Regions from separate parts of the Homo sapiens genome. Here region 2 is linked to region 1. The links are chromatin contacts, found by Hi-C or POLR2A ChIA-PET in ENCODE. All regions are on one chromosome and are shown on one strand. The core of a region is the stretch at or near the end of the contact, and the rest is flanking DNA. Distances in the headings are between cores, read along the strand shown. Region 1 overlaps AUTS2 (activator of transcription and developmental regulator AUTS2). Region 2 overlaps AUTS2 (activator of transcription and developmental regulator AUTS2).

The links. A loop is a pair of places that touch in the nucleus more often than their neighbours do. ChIA-PET counts read pairs that join two places held with the same protein, here RNA polymerase II (POLR2A). Pooled maps may share reads with other maps.
Region 2: a map of GM20431 shows a loop between it and region 1 (4-fold over the local background). The contact joins two enhancer-like sites. A Hi-C loop is called at or near these places in 9 of 168 maps with a recorded cell type or tissue (GM20431, Right ventricle myocardium inferior, esophagus squamous epithelium and 6 more) and 12 of 50 pooled maps. POLR2A ChIA-PET finds 5 or more read pairs at or near these places in 6 of 52 experiments (BJ, CD8-positive, alpha-beta memory T cell, H1 and 3 more).

Annotation. Positions count from the first base shown.
Region 1 is chr7:70,613,016-70,616,832 of GRCh38, reverse strand. All of the region lies in intron 5 of AUTS2 (activator of transcription and developmental regulator AUTS2), which reads right to left. Among named protein-coding and RNA genes, the nearest start is that of GALNT17, 520 kb to the left of the region's middle. RefSeq lists an enhancer at 1,983-2,515. Within about 2 kb of position 2,177, at least 11 of the 41 ENCODE cell types and tissues checked have a DNase peak (open chromatin) inside an H3K27ac peak, as active enhancers do; they include right lobe of liver, where a contact is called at or near this core.
Region 2 is chr7:70,679,962-70,683,778 of GRCh38, reverse strand. All of the region lies in intron 5 of AUTS2 (activator of transcription and developmental regulator AUTS2), which reads right to left. Among named protein-coding and RNA genes, the nearest start is that of GALNT17, 450 kb to the left of the region's middle. RefSeq lists enhancers at 1,211-2,136, 2,137-3,062. Within about 2 kb of position 1,683, at least 5 of the 41 ENCODE cell types and tissues checked have a DNase peak (open chromatin) inside an H3K27ac peak, as active enhancers do; they include right lobe of liver, where a contact is called at or near this core.

The DNA.
Region 1 (3,817 bases), core at 928-3,427:
TCATTCCCTCTCTAATAATTCCTACTGCTTGGCCTAAAAACATGCTCAAGTTTCTCCAATCAAAAAAAAAAAAAAAAAACTATTCGACACTCTATTTTGAGAAGAATTTCTTTGGGTTTGGGAAGCACATTGGCTTACTTTAAAGATACGTTGATTTTTAACCCTGACCACTCGTTCATTCCCTTTTTCATTTGCCAAGTATGTATTGACCACATATGGTGTGCAGAGCACAGTGTCAGGCACTGGGGACTCAACAGTATGTAAAAACTAAGACCTTGCCCTTGTGGAGCTTGGAGCATCAGATAATCCCACTATAAATGCAAAATGGCAACTGCAGTACACAGCAGGGCACATGGTGTCACCGGGCAGCTGCATCAGCCCCGTCAGCTGTTAAAGCCGAATGGTACCTCAGCACTCAGCCAGGGAGAAGAGCGTGGGGTCTTTAGGCTGGCACTTGGGCTTAGATCCTGGAGCCTCCACGTGGTAGCTATTAGCTGCTGAGAGGCTCTGAGCCAGGGGCTTCACCTGCCACATGGGGCTGGTGAGCATGCTTCCCAACTGCACTGTCAGAAGGAGATAAGACCCCTGTGTAAGAGTTTTAGCATAAGGCCTAGCACTGGCTTCATGTTAGCAATGATTCTTCCTCTTGTTCCCTCCACTTCTCAGTGAACTCACTAACAGAATAGGGAAAATCTGAAGAAGATGTACAGAAGCTAATTCATTTGCACCTTTTTTGTTGTCTTTTTGGAGAAATCCCTCCTTTATCTCTGCTAAAAGAAAAGTTTCTGGGCTGCATGTGGTGGCTCACGCCTGTAATCCCAGCAATTTGGGAGGCCAGGGTGGGCAGATCACTTGAGGTCTGGAGTTCGAGACCAGCCTGGGCAACATGGCAAAACCCTACCTCTCTGAAAAATATAAAAATGAGCTCGGCAAGGTGGCCAGCACCTGTAATCTCAGCTACTCGGGAGGCTGAGGTGGAGAATCGCTTGATTCTGGGAGGTGAAGGTTGCAGTGAGCCAAGATCGCACCATAGCACTCTATCCTGGGCAACAGAGCAAGACAAAAAAAAAATTTGAACAGAACACACTGCCGTTTTGCACTGTCCCCAAACTCTTATTAGGACACCTGTATACCTGGTGAAAGCAGCACAGTTGACCTCTACCTACGCCAACTAAGGGCCACATACATGTTGGTGTGTGATGGCTCCTAAAGAGAATAAATGCTTTTCCAACAACAACAACAACAACAACAACAACAACAACAACAAGCCATAAATCTTCTAGAGGTTTTTTTTTTCTAAGCCTGAAAGTCAACTGAGAAAAATCTAGACTTTTCCTGCACCTTGTGAGCAGAGCAGTGACTAAAGACATTGCTTCCCCAGAGGGGCCTCTCAAGCCTCTGCTCCCTTTATGCAAGATTCTGGTACATGGGAGGGAAGTCTTAGTTCGACAGAAGTTGTATCTGGCAATGGGTGTGCTGGAAGGTCCACCTGAGCAAGGATCCAAAGACCAGCCGCTTCTTTTTTCCCTGCAGGTATTTCTAACAAGTACACACACATCCAGGACTACTGGTGTTTCCTGCTCCACCCTCATCCCTGCCACCCACTCTTCCACCCCATCACCCAAGGCAGATGTGCCATCTCCTTTCCAACTACAGAAGACGGAACTCATGATAAATCTTCCTGATGTCACCGACCTAGAGCCTGGGAAAGGAAAAAGACGACAGGGGAAATGGTCCTGTATTAACCTCAATGTAGCCAGCCAATTGTTCTTCATCCAGCGTTCGTAATTTTTATTTCTAGAGAGCTACCCTGGGAAGGCCTAAGCAGATGAGCCACACCGTCCAAGCTGTGAGTTCAGCCAGTGTCCAGTCTGGAAGGCAGAGAACAATGCGTGTGTGATCCTGAGCTGGGCTGCCTGGGGTGCTGGTGCAGGTTAGCCCTGCAGCCGGCCAGCCTCTGGGCCCCTGCCAGGCTGCCGACCAGCCAGGGGAAGTGAATGTGCTCAGCGTGAGAGTGCCAGCTGGCTAGGCTTTCTCCCCAGGGGGGAGGCTGTAAGCACAGATTACCAGTGACTTTGTTCAGTTCTGCTGCCGTGCTCCCCGAGGAGAGGAACATCACAGCCCAGCATCAGTACTAATAGGCCCTGATGCGCCAGACCCAGGCTAAGAAGGCCAGCGTGGGGGTGGGGGTGCAGCAGAGAGGAGGACAAAAGCCACGCCTCTGAAGCTGTCAACTGGCTCTGAGGCTGACAAGGAAGCACTCTCTGCAGCAAGTTCCAATCCCTGCCGCAGGAAGGAATAATTTCACCACTTTCTCACTATTTACTGTCCACAGCAAAAAGAAACCCCCACACCTCCACTTAGCACCATCGTGAGCATCCCTAGAGTCCAATAAATTACAGAAGAGAAACTAAAACTTTCCTTTGCTTCATTTCAAGGGCCTGTGACTGTGAAGTCACATGAGCTGCCACATCCAAGGCGTTGTCATGGAGACAGTGGTGGTTGCATAAATGATGTTGGTCCCCACTTTCATAAAAAAAAAAGTAATTTAAATTTTTATGTATAAGACCAGTTCATTAGACTGAGAAATTAAATTGATAATTTCTTATTTTTTTCCTTTCCCAGAGGAATTTCTGAGGAGAGCTGTAGACTAGCTTGTATGAAAGTTTGGTGGGATTTGGGCAGTAAGACATCAACTGGCCAGTGAGGATGTGCAGGATTAGCCAGCCAGTCTCATCTCTGACTTCAAACTGGTTTCTTCCAAGAAACAAAGATGGCTCCCTCCCTGGCTTCACAGCCCTGGCTCCCTGTTTAGCCGCCACCCACTAACTACCCTAGCCTTCATTTGGGGCATGCTGTAATTCATTTGGAGCTTGGGATTTTTGTCACTTTTAGGTACTACTGGGACACTAAACTAAAAATCAGTGCGTAAGTGGATGTGAATGCATGTTGATGAAAAGGTAGGCAGGTGCACACTGAAGCCCAATTTGACCACAAGAGTGATTAACTAGTCATGTCGCCCTGTCTGGAAGACTCCAAGGAGCCAGGGATCATGTTCTGATTAATTTCTCTTCTCGCATCTATGGATCTTGCTTTGTTCCATTCCCCTCCTATTTAGGGGCCTCCTCTCACCAACCCCTCTCTCTGAGTGACATCCAGGCATCTATATCATCTGGGCTCAGCAAAAAGCCTCCTCCCTGCTCTCCTTCTTCTGTCCATCCCTGGGGTCAACACTGTCACAGTGGGACTTACTGAGGCCATCCACTCTCGGCAACCCTCCCCTCTGCTCTCCTGTGGCCTGCCTCTGAAGTCCCCAGCCTGGGAGGAGGGAGACTTAATGAGTTCTCACCAGGGTCAATCCCTAACAAAACACACCTAACACAATACCCTCCTCATCTCCTTTCATAATATGTAGGCAAGCTGTCATCAGAATCTACTATGACACTCCGAAAATCTAATATTACTTGCAAAACAGCATTCTATATTCTCAGTGGAAATGTCTCTACAGCCTTGATTTCAGTGGCTCAATCTAGAAAAGAATGATGCACTTTTAAGGCAAAAAATACACACACACACACACACACACACACAGACACACACACATATATGTATATATATGCCTCTCCAACCTTTTTTCCTCTTGCTATTCTGGGGCTTGTCTTTAATGAGCAGCTCCAAATGACAGCTTTAATCACTGCCTCTGGCCACTGAAAGAGGCCGCTAATGATAGGAAAGAACATAGGGCCATTTGCATCAATCAGCTCCAGTCTAAATCACTTTTTATGATAATGCACCCAAGCGAAGAAGAAAGTCTCTG
Region 2 (3,817 bases), core at 434-2,933, 67 kb before region 1:
CAGTTATTATGATCATATGCCGCTGTTACATAGGGTCAGGGCAAGCCTGTGTGCCTACAAAGACCCGCCAGCTCCTCTCTGGTCCTATGTAATTTCCATTTACAGATCTGTATTGCAAATGAATTACACCAGAAATTTCTTCTTCTGCTCCAAACTACAGCTTTTCTTGAATGCTTCCTAATGGAAACATAGATCTAAGACAATATATAACATGTAGTTGTTTCTCGGCTCACCTCTGGACACTGCCATTCCTTTAGGGGCACACGTATCCTCACTGGGAACAAGATACTGCTTTGGAGAGCAGTCTGTAGATTCAATCACTCAAGGACCAGGACTGTGATGTACTCTTACACACCACCATTGCCCTTAACATCTAGTACAGTATTCTCATGCATCACATGTAAGAGATGGGTTGATACGCAGTGGTCAGATCAATGAGTAAATAAATAAATGACCAGATCTCTGCCAACTAAAACAGAAGAGAATGAAGACATTATCTCAAACATAAAACTAAACTGCAAAGTCCTTTCCACGAATTGCCAACAGTTTGGGATTTCACAGAATATAGAAACCCATATGGCTAACAACAGAGCGTGGGTACATTCTCCTGAAAATCAAAATTCTAAAAAATATATCATTAACCATTGTGGTTGCTCATCTCCAAATATGGCTCCCAAATAATTCTGTATGTGCATGTCATGCCTCCCATTAGAAGGTGAAACTTATGTCCTTGTGACTGACGTGTGACTGTTTTGATGAATAGAATGAGGAGGAAGTGATATGCTGGAGATTCAGAGTTTGGGCCCAGCAGCTTCTGGTTATTTAAGCTTGTAACACAGTTACCATATAGTAAGGATGCCCAAGCAGTACCACATGGAAGTAAGCTGAGGCCTTGGGACCACAGGGCTAGCTGAGTTCCCAGCCAACAGCCCCTGACAACTTGCCAGCCACGTGAAGAAGCCATCTTGGGTGTGGCTCCGCCAGCTCCAGCTGAACTTGCCTTAGCAGATGCCATGTGGAACAGAGAGGAAGCTTCTCTGCAGAGCCCTGCCCTAATGGCAGCATTGTATTTCCAGGCTCCAAATTCGTGGTTTGTTACAAAGCAATAATAGGTAAGTGAAACAACCATCTGGGTCAGCCTCAATCAACACTGCGAGAATGGAAGAAGGTGAGCACATGCCAGGATGAGATACATCCATGGGCACCACCTTTGTGTTCCTGCCTCTGGGAGGAAGTGACAAGGACTTTGAAGTTCGAGAAAGAGTGCTACTGAAATGAAAATAAATCACGGCAACAACAAAAAAACTTGAAATAAGAAAAATCATTGCCAAAATAAGGAAAAGTTTTCTATTTGATAAAGCAGAAGAAAACTTAACATGACAATTTTAATGAAAGAATAAATCTGGTCTCCCCCCTTTCCTTTTGGAGGCTGGGAATGTTTGTACAACTAAAAAGTCTTTAGTAATCCCTTCTTTTATCCAAAACAGATTGCAGTTTTCAGCACGGCCCCATAAACTGCAGGTTCAAAGGAACCTGAAACTGAATTAGCATAAAATCTGGAATTCTCATTTCCACCAAATGCACAGCTGCCATCTGACAGCTCTTCTGTGATTTCAGTTTCAAATAGAAACTGAAAGAAGCTGAGGTGGCGCGGGCCATGGGTTCTGTCCTTTCCCTCACTCTCCTCCACACACTCAGAGTCAAGAGGATCTTAGAGGTCTGCCTCAAACCTCTGGTTCTAGAATGAATCCCTTAGCTAACAACCTGCCCAATAAAACTGGTAGGGAACAACCCCAAAGCCACGGACAGTTAGTTTATAAGCGAAGAGGGCTGGGGGTTGCCCATAAGATATGAGTGCTTTGCTGACGGCCTCGGGAGTGTGAAAGACTTTAAAGTAAATTCACACAAAACATGGGGTCGAATATGCTGGGACTAAGTTGGAACATAGGGTTGGATCTGCTGGGAGAGGAGGTGGAGCCCCCGTTCCCAGTTTTTGCATTACAAATACCAAGAAATCCACACTGGAATACACTAAAATTTAAATACCAGCAGGTCTGTTGATTTGCTTTCATGATTCACTTAACACTTCCTCAGCTTTCTCTGTAGGTCATGACAGCTCTAGGCAACTACGTTTAATTCTGGAAAAGCAAAGTGGGCGGGTTGGGGTGGTAGTGGTGTTGCTTTGCCTACCGCTGAAATCCTTCACCTTGGGGGAACAAGTTACTCTTCTTTGCATACAGAAGAAAAAAAAAATATATATATATATATGTACACTGATGCCCTCTGAGGAGTGCATGTGCTCTGAAGAGGATTTTCTCACCCCCAGTAGCGAGGGAGGATTTATCCAGAGCCATCCCAAGCCTCTCCTCTGATTCTCCATGTGATTGACTGAATGACTCCAAGTGACAGCGGGTGGGGGCAGCATCAATAGCACATGAAAAGCGGGCTGCAAACCCTCGGGGAGCGGGAGGCAGGGCCCTACTCCTCCCTCAACAACAGGATTCCCGCCAGGCCCGGGTGGATTCTCCCAAACCACCATGCCCCACGCAGAGCCATCTGCTCCTGAACTGGGGCACGGATGTCAACTTAACATCCGCCACTCGGGTGAGAGATGGGATGGGCCTGTGCTGGCCAAGTGTGGTGGGCTGCCCTCCCTGGAACACTCTAAGAAATTCACAGGGAAGCGAGTGTGGATCTTCAGAACTTCACTTTCACTCAGGTCTGTGCCTCCTTTGAAGTTCCTCTACTGCTAATGTACAACTTTTCATATTCTCCAGGAGAGAAAAAAATGTAGGGAGCATCTGGTATTTACACAGAATCTTAGAGGGAGTTGATGGATTTAATTACAAGTGTTAGTAAAACAGGAAAATTGTAGCCAGGCTTTCAAATAGCCACTCGCCTATAACTAACAAGACTTTCGGTTGTGCTGCTGGGAAAGAATGCTATTTATTTTCCTCGCAATGAGTTTTCTGGAAGAAGAGGAGGCTGGTAAAAATACAGTTGTTGGCTGGTAGCTTTTCTTTTAATTTATGATGTTTTCCTTCTTATACAAAGATCGGGCCACAAACAACATTCTACTAGGCAGTACGTTCCCAGTTGTTTTTCCATCAGCACTCGTGGTGATGGATTTTCTTTCTGTTACCAGTGCTCACTCACAGCTGACAACCTGCATTTGCAAAATGACCAGCTGAGTTTGGGGGTGCATGAGGAGGCATGGAAATGATTTCAAAGAACTGACCTGTAGGCAGATTAGAGAACCGACCTGGACCGGATCACATGAGCAGCCAACTCTGATGAGTTTTAGAAGACTGTTTGCAGGGCTATTGTAGACCATGACAGGGAAGATGAGGTGCTGAATGAATACTGTACTGGATTAGAAAGGTCAGAAGCCCTGGATTTTACAACAGGTCCAGTCCCAACTAGTTATGACTTTGGGTAAGTCAGGTAACTATTTCTTCACCATTAAAATGCACACCAGTTGGGATGAATAATCTCTCTCTCTCTGTGATTCTTTATGATCTGGTACCTAATGTATAAACAGAGAATAGTCTCTGTGCTGAAAAATAAATATTTTCCTCCTTCTATTAATATTTTCTTAGAGTTTATAATTTCTAAGTAGGATATACCATTCAATGTATGTACCTCTTCTGCTTCCACCCTCCTCCCCACTCTCATGGAATTTCCTGATAAGCCAATGAAATGTCAGAAGTATGCTATGGTCTGCATTTAATCCTTCTAAGTGGTGAGTAAAATTCAGCTTCCTCACTGAGACAGTCAAGGTACAAGTGAGCCTCCTGGGCTCCGTGCCGCTGTCAGT